2 separate regions of the Homo sapiens genome follow, and region 1 is linked to region 2. Evidence: chromatin loops called from intact Hi-C (ENCODE). Cell type or tissue: PC-3. All regions are shown on one strand. Links, peaks and the distances in the headings refer to the core of each region. The heading gives the core; the rest is flanking DNA. Region 1 has its middle 62 kb from the start of MIR3144. Region 2 has its middle 70 kb from the start of FAM184A.

Evidence for each region. Hi-C counts contacts between places; a loop is a spot of excess contacts. Peaks named below come from ENCODE experiments on the same cell type or tissue, not always from the same donor. Only the 100,000 strongest peaks of a DNase experiment are listed, where the experiment ranks them.
Region 1: a loop joins it to region 2, with 5 times the contacts of the local background. A loop is called at or near these places in 8 of 110 quality-filtered maps.

The regions. Positions count from the first base shown.
Region 1 is chr6:120,073,005-120,081,352 of GRCh38, reverse strand. No RefSeq gene overlaps it. Among named protein-coding and RNA genes, the nearest start is that of MIR3144, 62 kb to the right of the region's middle. In PC-3, for the core only: a CTCF peak has its summit at 3,714 (motif pointing right); no DNase peak of the experiment used is centred there.
Region 2 is chr6:119,144,440-119,152,783 of GRCh38, reverse strand. It overlaps a transcript of FAM184A not described here. Among named protein-coding and RNA genes, the nearest start is that of FAM184A, 70 kb to the right of the region's middle. RefSeq lists an enhancer at 5,270-5,339. In PC-3, for the core only: a CTCF peak has its summit at 4,055 (motif pointing left); DNase peaks (open chromatin) are centred at 4,093, 5,283 and 7,413; H3K4me3 peaks cover 1,447 bases; H3K27ac peaks cover 3,393 bases.

The DNA of each region.
Region 1 (8,348 bases), core at 194-8,193, 930 kb before region 2:
TGAAATATTTAATATAAATCTGATATGACAAAACATGCATTAGATCTGAATGATAAAAACAACAAACCTCTAATGAAAGAAATCAAAGAAGAATGGAGAGATATTCCATGTTCATGGATAGGAAGATGCAATATTGTCAAAATGTCATTTCTTTATAATTTATAGATCAATGCAATCTCAAACAAAATCCCAAGTTATTTTGTGGATATTAACAAATGCATTCTAAAATTTGTGTGGAGAGGCAAAAGACTCAGAATAGCCAACACAACAGTGAAGAGAACAGCAAAGTCGGAGGACTGACACTAGTTGACCTTAACACTAACGGTAAAGCTACAATAACCAAGATGGTGTAGTATTGACAAAAGAATTGGCAAATAGAACAATTTACAGAATAGACAGCCTAGAACTAGAACCACATATAGTCAATTAATCCTTAACAAGGAAGCAAAGGCAATACAATGGAGAAAAAAATAGTCTTTTCAACAAATGTTTCTGGAACAACTAGACATCCATATGCTATATATATATATATATATATATATATATATATATATATATATGCTGTGTGTGTATATATATATATATGCTATGTATATATATATACACACACACATATACACATACATATATAGACTGACTTTTTACTTGTCACACAAACGAATTAAAAATGGATCATAGACTTAAATGTAAAATGTAAAACTATAAAACTGGAAAATTGCATAGGAAAACATATGAAAGAACTTGGTTATGAAGATGACTTTTTAGATACTGACTAAAAGCATGACCCATTGGAAAACATGATTGATAACCTGGACTTTATTAAAATTAAAAACTTCTTTGCAAATGACATATTCAAGAGAATGAGAAGATAAGCCACAGACAGGGATAAAATATTTGCAAAGACACATCTGTCACTCAAAGGACTGTCACTCAAAACATACGACAATCTTTTAAAACTCAACAATAAGAAAATAAAAAACCTGATTATTTTCATGTGCATAAGACCTAAATAGACACCTTACAAAAGTGATACACTGATGGAAAATAAGCATGTGAAGATACTCCACATCATTTGTTATCAGGGACTCAAATTAAGAATGATGAGATAATACTATATATCTATTATAGTGGCCAAAATCTGGGACACTGTTGACATCAAACGCTGGTGAGGATGTGGAGCAACAGGCAAATTCACTGCTGATGTGAATATAAAATTGTACAACCACTTTGCAGACAATTTGTCAGTTTTTCACAAACTGAACGTACTCTGTCCACATAATCCAACAATCACTCTCCAAAGGAGTTGAAAGCTTATGTCTGCACAAAAACCTGCACTTGGATATTTATAGCACCCTCATTCATTCAATTGCTGCAGCTTAGAAGTAACAGAGATGTTTTTCAGTAGGTAAATGGACCAAAAAACCTTATACACCCAGACAATGAAATACTATTTATTCACTTCCAAAAAGAAATGTCTATGAGAAAGCATAAAGGAAACTTAAATAAATAATACTAAGTGCAAGAAGAAAATCTGAAAAGGCTAAGTGCTGTAATTCTAAATGTATGACATTCTGGAAAAGACAAAACAATGAAACAGTAAAAAGATCAATGATTGCCAGGGACTTGGGGTGGGAAGAGACTCAATAGGCAGAGCATAGAGGATTTTTAGGGCAGTGAAAATACTCTCTATGATATTATTCATTATACATTTGTCCAAAGCCACAGAATGTACACTACTAAAACAGTAAATCCTAATGTAAACTACAAACTTTGGGAGATGATGATGCGTCAGTGTATGTTTATCATTTACAACACATGTACCACTCTGGTGGGAGATGTTGATATTGGGGGGTTGTGTATGTATGACAGCAGCAGGTAAATAGGAACCCTTTCTGATCAATTTTGCTGCAAACCTAAAATTTCTTTAGAAAATCAAATCATAAATGGCAATATAAACCAAAACAAAACAAAACACTTGTATTAATGAGCTTTTGTACTTCATATACTTCATAATTTGTAAACAGGAGAGTGATTCATGTGACTTACAATATGAAAACAGTAAAGCCACTCCTCACCAAAGCTTCTTAACCAATGCTTCTAAAAGACAAGAAATTTGGCAGAAAGGCTCATGCTACAGTATTCATGGTAAGTATAATAGCAAAAGCTATTCTAGGCCACTCTCGTAGCCTTTAGCGAGCAAGTTCATATAAACAAAATTCTGACTTGCTGCAGATGAAATTACTATAGCTAGTTACTTTGGTAAAATAAGATTGTCCCACAAAAAGCAATGATTTATATTTGTCACATTTCAGTAGTTCTCACACAAAAATATATACTGATATTAGGAAAATATTTCCATACTGGAGAATACAACGTCAAATAAATATACACAAATCAGCAAAACTTATGAAAAAAAATCAAAAGAACTTAGTTCACTGGTGATCCCAGAATACATAAAACTGACCTTCTAAATCAAAAATAAGAGGACAAGTTGTAAAGTTCCTGGAATATCTTAGACCCTAGTGCACTCATTTATGGTCCTCAGACCATAACTTTCTTTTGGAGAAATGTAACATAGCAATTCTTACATAATAATTAACATGCCACAGGGACAAGGCCACCTGGAGTTCTACGTGGGAGCAGTCATTCTAAATGGGGAAAGCAAAACAGCAGTTTTGTTCATTATTATTATTCTAAAAATATAGGAAGAGAATTTTAGAAATTATTATTTATTAACTACATGTGTCATAATGAATTAAACTTTTTAGTGTATTTATGCATATAAATATTTAGTATATCTCTTCTAATAAGGTTCCAAAGTTCAAAATCTTTTAAGTTACCACTGCCAGATGGATAAAGATATAAAGAGACAGACACATGTGAACTAAGCAGACCCTTCTAATCTAATAACTAAAAACGGCAAGTAATAAACTAAAGTAAATGGAATAGATGGAGGGGCAAAAAACATTGCTTTACTCTAGCAATAAGTGCTACAACAAAATTCAGGTCAAAGAAATCAGGAAAACAATGTAAGAGGTAATTAGCAGTCCTTGAGAATTGTTATTAAGACAAAAAAAAGCCTCTGTTTCTTTATAACTTTCTAAACTACTGTTGGTCATTGTTTTTGTTTCTGTTACATATTGTTGTTTGCAAGGTTTTTTATGTTTGCAAAGATTTTCATGACATTTAAAAATGAGGAGAATGAAATGTCCCTACTTCTATGAAACAAAACAAGTCAACCCTGCTTTGCCTCAGATATATTGTATCTTCACAGCTACAAAAGCTGCATTTGTCATCTATAGAGGATAAGAAAGTATTAAATGGCTGCGACCAGCATCATGGCCAATCAGATGCTCTTGGTGCCCCCCTAGTACATATACGGGCAGAACATCCAGTTTTAGCCCACATGAGAGTAGAGGAAGACCCTTAGGTAATCATAACACCACATCACGCCCCACCCACCCCGACATAAATATGCCCCTCAAACACACACAGACACACTCAAAGAAAACAAAACAAACATGCTACCCTAGGAACAAAGCTGGAAGCCAGGAGCAAGAGGCAAATGGGAAGACTGTGGTTCCCTGTGGGTGGGTGCCACAGGCAAAGCTGCCCTCAGGTGTGTCTGAGCACTGATTGAAACCAGATGCCTTTATTGAGGCAGAAAGTTGAAGAGTCCTGAGGCTGTTTCCAGACAGTAGGTGCCGCTGGAGACAGGCAGAAGCAGCAGCAAACTTGTCTGGAGGAAAGCTCACCAAATTTAGGGCTGCAGGACTCCTACAGAGGAAGATCACATAGTCAGCTGCTCACATACCCATTTATCATATGATTTGCTGATCATTCTTTCTGGTAACACAGAGCTTTAATCTCAGATTATTTTTCTTCTTTTTGAAATGTATCCTAAAGGATTACCTTTGTGCTGGCCATTTTGGTGACAGTTTTATTCATAATTTTCCTTGAAAGGTACTATATGTAGGAATCTAAAGGTAGATTGTTAATAACTTTTTTCTCAACAATTTGAAGATTTTTCTTCTGCCCTCTATTGCTGCAATTGAGAATTCTATTATTGTCTAATTGTCATTCTTTTTTTTTTCCTTTCTTCTGACTGCATAAAAGATTTTCATTTTCTTTCTACCTTTGTGTTCTATATTTATACTCTAACATGTTTGGGCTCAGATTGATTTTTCTTAGTGCTTCTAGTGATATCTAACAAATCCTGGACCTGTGAATTTATATCTTATCTACGAAAAACTTGTAGCAATTTTCTTTCAAATATTAGGCACCCATTTTCTGTTTCTCTGTCTGTGATTCTATGACACCTGTTAAACTTTAATATTCTCTCATGTAGCTCTTACCATTTCTTTCATATAAATTTTTCCATCTTTCTGTGTGGCATGTTGAATTACTTTAGATACATCTAACAGCTTACCACATTGTCCATTCACCTGTATTTTCATTGTTTAAGCCACCCAATGAGGTTTTTTAAATAATTTAATCCATTATAGTTTTCATTTCTAACATTTCAATTACTTTAACTTTTCTTCTCAAATTTATTTGTTCATTCTTGGCACTTCACTATTTGTAGTTCTTGAGAGTCTGTTGTTTTCCTTGCCTTAATAAGACCTTGGGCTATGAATTCAAAAAAATATTAAATTTAAAAGGAATCATGGTGATTAAGGTAATGATATGTAAGTGTATTTGCTCTATCAAGTTATATTTTCAAGCTGCAGTAGATACAATAGTGTAGAATGGGCCAGACTGAGTAATCAAATGGAATAGAGATCCTAAAAAAAAGATCCACGCGTAAATGCAAACTTGATACATGAACAGAAGTTGTACTGCAGAGCAGTGGGAAGAGAAGAGACTAAAAAATGCCCCTGTAATGGTTGCTTGCATTTGTGGAAAACAAAATGTGATAGTCTATTAGTTTGCCATAGCTGCTTAATGAAATACCACAGACTGTGAGGCTTAAACAGCAGAAATTTATTTTTCAGAACTTGGAAAGCTAAAAGACCAAACTGAGGTGTCAGCAGGTTTGGTTTCTTTTGAAACCCCTCCCCTTAGCTAGCAGGTGGTCACCTTCTCACAGTGTCCTGGCATGGTCTTTCCCTTGTGTGTGCTCATCCCTGATGTTTCTATCTGAATGTCCTCTTTTTTTAAGGTCACTGGTCATATTGGATTAGGACCCACCCTAATGATCTTAAATTAATTACCTCTTTGAAAACCTTATCTCCAAAGATAATCATATTCTGAGGTAATGGGGGTTAAGGTTTCAACATATAAATTTTGTGGGGCAACAATTCAGCCCATAACAGATTCCTCAAATAAAAATTATTTACAAATGGATTAAGAACTTAATGTGAAAATAAATCTTTAATCTGTCATAAATGTAAAAAAAATTTTTGAACAGGAAGTAGGGAAGGATATATTAAATAGGACACACACACACAATTGGTCAAATTGACTAAAATTTTGTAAATGAAAAATTTAAATTTAAATAATTTTAAATTTAAAAGTATATTTTTCAAAAGATACCACAAAGAAATTGACAAAGAATCATGAACTGATAGAAGATATTTGTAATACATATAGCTTCCAAAATGTACAGATAAAGAATACATTTTGTGGAAATTAAAATAACCCACCTAGGAAGGACAATTAAATTCCCCCATTGTATTGATACCTGGAATTGCTTTTTAGAGTATAAATTTCAAGGATAGCATATACACAGTTGATGTGCCTGATGTTTGCAGCTTAAAGAGTACAGAAATATTCTGAAAATTAAGATATTAATTAATCTAGAAGGAACCTCAGAATTAATCATGGAGGACCAGAGATATATTGCCAAGATGATTAGAGGGTCATGTCTCTTAAATTCATTTGAAATACACTAGTTCCCTTAGGCTGATAAGTTGTTTGATATGTCATCTCTACTCTTCCATGCCTGTTAACCTAGGTCAGCATCTCTTGGTTTTATTGTTTGTTTGTTTTATTATTATAATAACAATAAACTACTAGAAAAGCCAAATTTAATTTTAAAATATTTGTATTTTTAACATTTTCACCACAAAGAAATAATGTTGGTGAGGTGATAGATATATTAGTTTGATTGACTCTTTCTACAATGTATGTAGAACAAAACATAACATCATGCCCACAAATATATACAATTATTGTGAATTAAATATAAGTAAATAAATAATTTTAAAACAATTTGGATAATACTCATTACTTGCTATTCAGTTTCAATGCCTACTAATATGTTTTTGCTTATATTTTTTGGTGCCAAATGATGACTTTAATTGTAGTAAAATAATAGAAATAAAAACAGAATTATGTGTATACCATATTCATCACTGCTATGTAAAGACCAAATTATATCAGAACGCAATGTATAAGTAAATGTCTTACAGTAGTTCAACTAGGGGAAAATGGTAGAATAATTCACTTTTCAGATCTTGTGAGGTAATATAGACATGTTAAGCTCACAAGGACCTGTGCAATAGCATTGGTACCTAAGGAACACTGAGCAACAATGCAATTTCAGCAAATGGCATTACATAAAATTAATCCTTTTGATTAGAATGGTTTTTTGTTTTTCTTGTATTCAATTTACAAATTTGCCTTTGGTTGTATAGTTTATAGCTGTAAGAATTTACAGCCTATGTTTTTATAAATTTAAAAATATTACAATAAAAATAATTTAAAAACTCTCAGAATAGAGTAGCTTTTATTTAAATGGCATCCATACATTACTCTTGAGAAACATAGTTATATATTTTTCTTTAAAAATGTGGGCTTTGGTTCTAAAAAATTAAGATATCTGAAAAATAAAATAATTCCCCTACAAAAAGGCAAATTAGTAAGATAATATCTGGAGGCCTCCTATTTCATAGTTTTGACTCTGATAATGGACCAAGAAGTATCCATATGTTTGGACACTCTGCCACAATTTTAAACTGTAAGAAGAGATCTTAATGTGCTAGTATTTTCTGTTTTTAACCTATTTAGACTTAATCTTGGATTTCAGATGATCATATATTTGTCACGGCTTAGAAAGGCTAATTTATCTCCTTTTGTAACGTGGAACATAAGGTTACATCAAAGATACTTTAGGAATTATATCTTTCCAGCAGAATCAATCTCTGTAATGATAGCACATCATGATTGCTGCAGGATCCCATCTAGAATAACATTTCCCATTAAGGCACAATTTTCCTTTACAAAAACATTGAAGGAGTTTCTTGAGCCCTTAAGGTAAACTGAAAGATTTACGACCACTAGAAATAATTGGAATCTGAAGTAAATTCACTTTAATCTAACAAATGATTCTCATCATTTAAGTCCTAACATTGCCATTAGAAATAATTGGAGTTATTTGATTTGGCTATAAAATGCTCATGTATAAGCAGAAATAGGAAAATGTATTGTTCTTTAAAAATGCACTAGCACATTTTAATACAGAATGGAAATAGGTAACTAAAAACAAAATCATAATGCTGTCAAATACTGCATTGTAACTTAATCACTTATGAATGATTTGCCAGGATTTATTAACCATACTAATTCTATGAAAATGCAGACAGACTAACATTTTCTCTGAGTCCCAATGCATGGTGGTTCTTAAAGGTTATCAGTTAACCTTGGAACTTAAAAAAAAACAACTCCCAACTTGTAATTAATTATATATTTAGAAAACACTCTCACATAAGTACACTAAAATTTATCTGCCAACAAATGTGGGATGTGATATAAAGAACTCAAGGATTAAAAAAAGAAAAGCACAAATTCCTACTTCAGTTTGTGCTTACTGTATGTCAAACTTTGGGTTAGTCAAAAAACTGTCTGAGCATCAGTTTCTTCACCAATAAAATACTTAAACTTTTCATCATAGATGATTGCAAGAATTAAATGATATAAGAATCCTAGCCTAATGAAATGCTCATAGTAGCATGGTCATTACTGTTCCTACCATGTCCATATATATCCTTCCAAAACTAAATTGCAATATATGTCTTTTTTCTGTTTGAATTTCTAAAATAATTCTTGTAATGGGGAAACTGTCCAAAAATGTTTGTTGAATGAACATACATTGTCAACTTATTACTCAGGCTTGCAGTCCTCATTAGCTGTGAAGGAATAAAAACTGAATTTTTATTAGACAACTCCTTAAACATACGCTAATTTGTATTGAATGTGTTACATATAGGGAAATTATACTTGAAAATTTAATTTTCCAGTAAGGAAAATTTTCACTTAGAAATACACATCAGCTAATTTTATTTAGCTTACCTATATAAAATCAATTCATAATTCATTATAGTTTAAATGTAGCCATAATACTTAAT
Region 2 (8,344 bases), core at 1-8,000:
ACTATTATGAGTAATTTCGTTGTTCCTGATTCCTTTATTTTATCTTATATTCTTTTCTTGTATGATGTCTGTGGTCAGAAGATCAAAACTTTGGTGGGAAGCTGAGAATTAATAAATACTTGAAAATATGATTTCCAACAATAGCTCCATGAAATAGGTATCCCATGTTGTGTCTCAGTTTTCCAGATGCAGAAGTTAAGGTGACGTGTCAAATTATCTACTGTTGTGTTTTGAGTCTTTTCATGTTAAAAGAGGGTGGTGCTTGCTAGAAAGAAGTGGATCACAACTTGGAATTTCTATAATTGGCGAGAGAGATCTTTGTCTTTCTCATATGCCCATAAGCCTAGTCCTGTCAGCTGATACCATCTTCTTCTTACTAATAAATTACCAGTCTGGCTAAGTAATGAAAAAAAAAATGATGGAAAAAGAACTGTCAGATGATGCAGTGTTTGCTCTGGGAAGTACCAGGGCCACAGAGAGGAGGACCAGTTACTGGAAGAAAAGAAAGAGAGATGGTGGAGAGCGCAGCAGTTTCAAATGAAAAATTAAATTAATTTTAAAATCTAATTTAAAGCAAAATAGAGCAGCAGATGTGGAGGGAGTTGAAACTCCTCCTTGAATTGTATCCCCTAAACTTTCCTGTTCTTTCATTCAGCCTGAACATCATCCTGTTTACACCAAATAGCAAAACTGGATTAATTAAGAAATAAAATACTCCAGACAGTTCATTTCTAGGGATGGTTTGTACACAGCATGTATGAGAGGAAGGAAATGCTTGAAATTTTAATTTCTCCAGAAAAAAAAGACCACCAAGGCTTCCTACCTCAAACTTTAAAAGCATATTTTCCTATAAAGCTGTCCTAATGATCTTTATGTCCCAGAATCAAGTATTAGTAAAATATGTATTTATTTTTGCAGCTTTTTTTTTTTTTTTTTTTTGGAGATGGAGTCTCACTCTTGTTGCACAAGCTGGAGTGCAGTGGCACTATCTCAGCTCACTGCAACATTTGCCTTCTGGGTTCCAGCAATTCTCCTGCCTCAGCCTCCTCAGTAGCTGGGATTACAGGCATGCGCCACCACACCCAGCTAATCTTTTTTTTTTTTTTTTTTTTTTTTTTTTTTTTGGATTTTAGTAGAGATGGGGTTTCCCCACGTGGCCCAGGCTGGTCTCCAACTCCTGAGCTCAGGCAATCCACCCGCCTCAGCCTCCCAAAGTGCTGGGATTACAGGCGTGAGCCACCGCACCTGGCCCACAGCTCATTTATTCTAACACCGAATACTTATTATTGAACCCTTCTATGAGTCAGGAGCTGTACAGGCTTCTCTGCTGTGTAGGTGGTTTTAGAGATTCTGATGGCTTACAGACAGTTAGGATGCCAAGATCCAAACTCAAGTTACAGGCCAGATAGGTTCTGCAAGACTTCTGCACAGTTGTCATCAGTGAGACAGTTCATATCAAGTAATTAAAGAATAAAACTGTTTCCTTTGTGCTGCTGCAGAACAAGTGTTAAAAAAAAAAAGCAGCCACCAAGGAGCCCTGCTATGAATCATGTGCCTTTCATGAGGTGAACTTCCCCTCCCCAGAGATGCGTGAACAGCAAATCAGGAATCCACGTCCCCACACTCGGTACTGCTGGTTTGTCTTGTGTTAGCCATGGATCTGACATCTGCCAAAACACCTCGCAATGTAATCACGGGTGTTGTCTGGTTCTACCCTCACCTTGTATAAAACCATTCTTTATACACTGGCCTTTCTATTTAATAATCTCTGCTCAAGGTATTTAAATGGTCCAAAAATCTAAACAACAGCTTGATCGAAATCTGCTTTTGGATATTCTTTTCTTTTCTGCACATGTTTAAGCATCACAGTGAAAAGTGGGTTCTAGTAACAGGTAGGAGAAACCAGCTGGGAATATTCCTGTGCAAAGCTACTGATTAGAAAAAGTGGTGGCCGGGTGCAGTGGCTCACGCCTGTAATCCCAGCACTTTGGGAGCCTGAGGTGGATGTATCACAAGGTCAAGAGATTGAGACCATCCTGGCCAAATGGTGAAACCCCGTCTCTACTAAAAATACAAAAATTAGCTGGGCATGGTGGTGTGCGCCTATATTCCCAGCTACTCTGGAGGCTGAGGCAGGAGAATCGCTTGAACCTGGGAGGCAGAGGTTGCAGTGAGCCAAGATCATGCCACTGTACTTCAGCATGGTGACAGAGCAAGACTCCATCTCAAAAATAAATACATAAATAAAAAAGATAAAGTGGAGATCTCACTAGCCACATCAACAGCAATAGTGTCGAACATTTACTGGCTGCTTACTAGGAGGCATGCCCTGGGTCACATACATCCATGCTGTATTAGTTTGCTAGGGCTGCCATAACAAAGCACCACCAACTGGGAGCTTAAACAACAGAAATGTATTGTCTCACGGTTCTGGAGGCTAGAAGTCCAAGATCAATGTGTCAGTAGTGCTGGTTCCTTCTGAGGGCTGTCGGGGAGAACCTGTTCCATACCTCTCTCCTAGCATCTTATCGTTTGTTGGCAATTTTGGGCATTTGTTAGCTTACAGATGCCTCATCCTGATCTGTGCCTTCATCTTCACAGTGTTCTCCTTGTGTGGGTACCTCTGTGTCCAAATTTCCTGTTTCTATAAGCACATTAGTTGCACTCGACTAGGGCTCACTCTAATGACTTCATGTTAACTTGATCATCTGCAAAGACTCTATTTCTAAATAAGGTCACCCTACAGGTACTGGGTGTTTGGACTTCAACACGTTTTCTGGGACACAAACCAACCCCTAACACATGCATTGTCTCATTCAGGCTCACACCAGCATCATGAGGCAGGGGCTATGATTACTGACATTACAAACCAAGACGGTGAGACTTAGAAAGCTTTGCTTACGCTTTTCTATTGCATCTACTACAAAGATAGTAGAACTATGGTATGGATGCAGACAGTTTGATGCAAAAAACCATGCTCTTAATCACCACATGAGATTTCCAAAAGAGCATGAGGAACTTTCTCCACCTTTCAGTTGCTTGGCCATAGGTTACACACTGGAGTCATCCACTCTACTCAGAAGAATACTAGCTACCCTTGGTTGAACACCTATTACATACATTACATTATCTCATTTAGTCCCCTAAAAAAACTTAGAAGTTCAGTACTCTTTATCCCAGTTCACAGATAAGCATATTGAAAGTCAAAGAAGTAGAGAGCAGCTGGCCAAGAAAGCAAGAAAGAGTTGAGCCAGGATTCAGGTTGCCCCCGGCCACTACCCATCACCACTTGAGCCTGAAGATGTATTTTCTCCACTGTGCTGTGCTGCCTTTCATGCAAAGCTCAGGGCATACCAGGCTATGATTCACTCACATGAAAAAATCAGAGGTCTGAGTAAATCTCACAGTGCTCATTTTTAAAAGGGTACACAAAAAAATCTCAATTCCAAAGAATTTGGATCAGCCAAGAGAAGGCATGGGAAAATATCAAATGTTTGTATGATTACCTGGGCAACCTTTTCTGTGCTATGTAAATGTGTAATGACTAATCAACCAGGACGGCCAAGGGATTTGTTTCTAGAGATAGGCAATTTTCATTTGTGCCTGTGATTGGCTCAGCTCTGCGTGTGAAGAGGGAAAAGGCTTCCGTTTATTTAGCATAATGATGGACCAAAACAAAAGAAGAAATCATTTCACTCATGCTTAGGTAAGACATTTCCATCTTTCTTAAATCTTTGTGTGTCTATTTTTGTGTTCATAGCAACCGGCAGACTATTTAGAACAGAAATGTGCATGCGTTGAGTACAAAGCGAAGACAGCATTGGGCGGTGGGATGCGTGCTGAAGAGGGATAGCTAATGTTTGGCAAGTGTCAAAAACAAATGGCCATTGATCAGGAAGAATCCTGAGCAAAATAAGATCAAGATTTTCTGGGGGCTATTGACCATTACCAGTTTTCACTTTTCTGACATTCATTAAAAAAAAAAAAATACAGATCCTGATTCCCTGGAGCTTTGCAGTTTGCCAACTTTCTGAGGGCATTGCTAGATTTATAGTGCCATCATGTGGCCACTTCTCAATCTGTTCAAAAATTCTGCTGGATCTAAGCCTGGCAGGATGACTGAATGATTCCAGTTTCATGGTGTTGGGAGGCTTATAGAACAGTGCTGGCTAGTCACACATCTGATGCTGGCAGCAATAGTGTGCTGGGGAAGGGGTTAAGAAAGAAAGAGCTGAGAGGCTCCCTGCAGGCAGAGCAGGGGCGGGACAAAGAGAATCCAGACAGTTGGACTTGGCCGTGGGGACAGGCAGCTGGCAGAGAGGACATTTACCCAGTGGGGGTTAGGGCCATACTAGTGGGCTTGGGTTCATACGCAACACTTTCATCACTGAGAAGAATGTGGCTAGGCTCCAACTCTCGTGGGGTAGGTGGGACTGGGAAATAAAATAGCAACTGGAGCTAAAACCCAGTTACAGTCTTCCCTGGTCACTGGCTCTTAGAAGAAGACAGGCATTCCATGCACCTCACTCAGGAGATCACCAGAAGTCCAGCCAAGCCCTGCCTGGGCTCCTTCCCAGGAAAGTGCTTCTGCTGACACTCTCCTGGCCACGATCTTCTTCCCAGCAGAGGAAGAAATCTTGTCCATATAGGAGAAGTTGAGGTATGGAGTTTCATTGCTAGGCAGGGAACTAGGGTGGGTGGGTTGACAGTAAGCAGGTTATAGGTTCCATGGAAATAGACAAAGACCAACCAAATGAGAAAAAGCAAAGGCTATTTATTCTGAGCTTGCTATAGCAATGAAGTTGGCCACCATCACTTGCATTTTGTCAGAGACCCCATCACAGGCAAAGCACTGGGAAAGCTTTAGAGTGGAAAAAAAGGGAAGTCTTGAGGTGTGCCCTGATGGGAGGCTGTTGGCCTGGGGAAGCTGCAGGTGGGCTAACTGGAAGCAGGGCACACTGTGTGATTGGTTAGGGGTAGGTACAGATTTGGCTTTCTCTGGTTGTTCCTAAATTTAAAATGGTGACAAAAGTTAGGGAAGCTGTCCGTTATTAATCAGGTCCTGGCCATTTCTGGCTGATTGTTACAGAAGTTATTGTTCAGCTTCCTGGATTGTCACCAGAGACAGCAGCCTGGCTTCCTACAAGTCTGAGTTCGAGCAGGCTGACTTCCTGGGTTATTTATTGTACATAAGGGGGTTGGTTTCCTTCTCTGGTACAGAGAGTGGGTCAAAGATCTATTTTTACATGTGGTCTGGTCTGTTTCTAGATTCAGTCTATCATCTCTGAGTCATCCCTGCTATGACTCAAGCAAGGATCAGCCTGGCAAGAGGTGGTGGGGGTTGGGAGCCCTCATCTTATGTCAGCAAACAATGAGGAGTTGGAATTGGCAAAAGGCCCCACCCACCCCACCCTATCCCCAGTCAGAATCAAGTCTTCAAGGGGACAGGACCAGTTGGAAGCCCAGCGGTTAATACCAGGTTGTATCATCGATCAGACCCACAGCTAGGATGCACCCACGCTAAACCCTCTTCCAGCCACTACTATGTAGCTGAAGCAACTTGATTATTTGCTGCCTTAGTCATGACTGGATGAGGAACTTGGAAGAGACTTCAGATTCAGGAGAAAGAGGAGGAAGTGGTGCTTGTGTTCGTGGTATTGATGTTAGGGTGGCACATTTTGTAGGCATCTGGGAGACAAAAAAACAAAAAAAAAAAAAACAGAGCCTGCCACTGCCCCCGCTGGATGTCTTAGTGCCTCTAACTAGGGTTTGGGGCCCTGGCTCTATCCTGATAATAAACTACATTTGTTTTTTTCTGGAATGTAGTGACTATCATGTGGAAAGGGCAAGAGCTATAAATGCAAGCCTGGGGGTGCACATCTCTGGGAGGAAACCCTGGGTACAGGCACTCCTTTTTAATTCAAGGAGAGTTGGAAGAGCTCCAATCTGTGCACCAGGGGAGAGGGTGACTATTCCTTTCCTGCTAGTGATTTTAACTCTACTCCCATTTTTACAGCATCTCTCATCTGGGAAAAGATACATGTCGACCAACAACCCCCATACTATGCTGACATTATTCCTTATTTGTCAAATTCATATGAGCCAATTGGTGACACCGAAACCCTAGTTATAGCAAAACTGACTGTATTATGAATAGTATCTGGAAATGGGAAAATATGGGTGATTTAAGCTAGGCATAGTGGCTTATACTGGTAGTCCTTGCTACTTGGAAGGCTGAGGCAGGAGGATCGCTTGAGCCCAGGAGTTCAAGGCTGCAGTGGGCTGTGATCACGTCACCACACTCCAGCCTGGGTAACATAGCGAGCCTCTGTCTCCAAATAAACACACACACACACACACACACACACACACACACACACACACACGTAAGTTAATCGGGAAAGGCACTGAAGAGCAGATGGTATATAATTTTTCTCATTTCTAGCAGTCTTGTTCTGTGTGAACATGTGGAGCACACTGCGGGCCAGTGTGGAATGTACAGAGTTCCCCAAATTTCAGTCATTAATTTTGGCCATATCTATACTCAGCCTACATAGTTCCTCAATGTTTTCCTTTAAATTTATTTATTTATTTTTAATTATATTTATTTTGAAAGGGAAATTATATCACTATTGAAAATGAAAAGTCAATATCACCTGTCATAAATAGAAGGTAATCCTAACTATAAATACATAACTAAACAAATCAAACTCTTCACCCATAGACTGTCCCCAGATGGTCTCCTATGCCGCTAGTGGTACTAGTGCCACATTTGGGGAAATACCTGTGCAATACTAGTTAAGAGCTCTGGCTCTGGTGTCAGATTGCCTCGGTTCAACTTCTAGCTGTAAAATCATGTGCAAATATTTAGCCTCTGTAAGTCTGATTTCCTTCCCTGTAAAAATCATGTTTTTGCTTAATGGAGCTGATGTGAAGATTCAGTGAGATGATACCTAAAGATTTAGCACAATGCCTGGTATATGATAAACAATAAATATTAATATTAGCTGTCACTGTTATCAGTATGATTACTATTATCCTTTTGAATTGGGTCACTGGTGCATAACTCTTCCTAATAGTTGGTCCTCAAAACACTCACGCCTTATTTGTGGAGAGGAATGTGGTTGAAATATACAGAGGATGGATGCCTTAAAAGATTTGCAGACTACTGAAAATAAGAAACCAAGCCAAAGGGCCTTTCATGTCAAAAACGCCAGCCAGTGAGGCAGTGAACCTAAGTGTATCAACCAACTTTTCACTTTTATTTTTGATATTATTTGCTGTTTCCTAGCCCCTTGGTTCTCTGTGGTATTTTTTTCCTGGCACTCACTGAGTCAGAGTCCCAGCAGGAATCAGATCGTACCCAAAGGAGTGATTGAAGGGTTTAATGACAGAAGGGTGTATTTGCAGAAGTGTGGGTAAGAGCTAAAGAAGCCAATAAAAGATAGTTATCTCCCAGGGCCTAGCAACAACAGGAAGCTCTTACACCCCTACAGCCTAGCAGACAATGGGAGGAAGCTGTTGCTGCAACCTGGGGAGAGAGGTGGCCATGATAGGCCACTCCACCCAACCCTCCACAGGGGTCTCGATGTTGGTAGGGACCAGCAGAGAGGGAGCAGAGAGAATACCTGCCATGGATGGATTCTCCTCCTGCCTGCCAATCTCTGGCCAGTGCCACTCAAGAACAAACCAGCTGCAGCTACAGCACAAGGGAAGCACTGGACATGCCATGCCTAGAGGTCAGCAGAGAAGGGTGGAGAGTGGACCTGGAGAGCCAGACAGAGAAGGACCAATACATTTATCACATAACGCGATGATGTTGCTTGATCTATGATGCCCTTTTGCACTCTGTAAACTCTCAGTAGAATTAGTTGCAGACATTAAGTAAATCAGACTGTGAATGTGTATGTCAGTGACACAAAGACAAGCAGGGGTGCAAACAAAATAGAGGCATATACCACCCATCTACCACCCCCTAGGCCAGGGGGCACGTCACGGGAGCTGGCAGCAGCTCAGCACTGTCTCCCATTTCTTAGCCAGAGCTCTGCTACTAAGCAGCATGCTTTTGGAGGCAGGGACAGTCCATAGAAAAGACTCTCATGACTTTTATCTTCACCACAAGCTAGCAAAATAAAGAAGAAATGCAATTAGAATCGCTCACCTACTAGCAAAGAAAGAGTTTGTTCCCCAAGTCTTTTGAGAAAAGAACCTAGCACTGTCAGTCTCAGGAGCAGATGCTAAACACCTGAGCCACGCTGACTCTAACAGCAGTTTGGACTAACAGTGGCAGAGTGTGTGCCGGCGTGAAGGGCAAAGCCAGCACCTGTCAGAGCTGTCGGCTTCC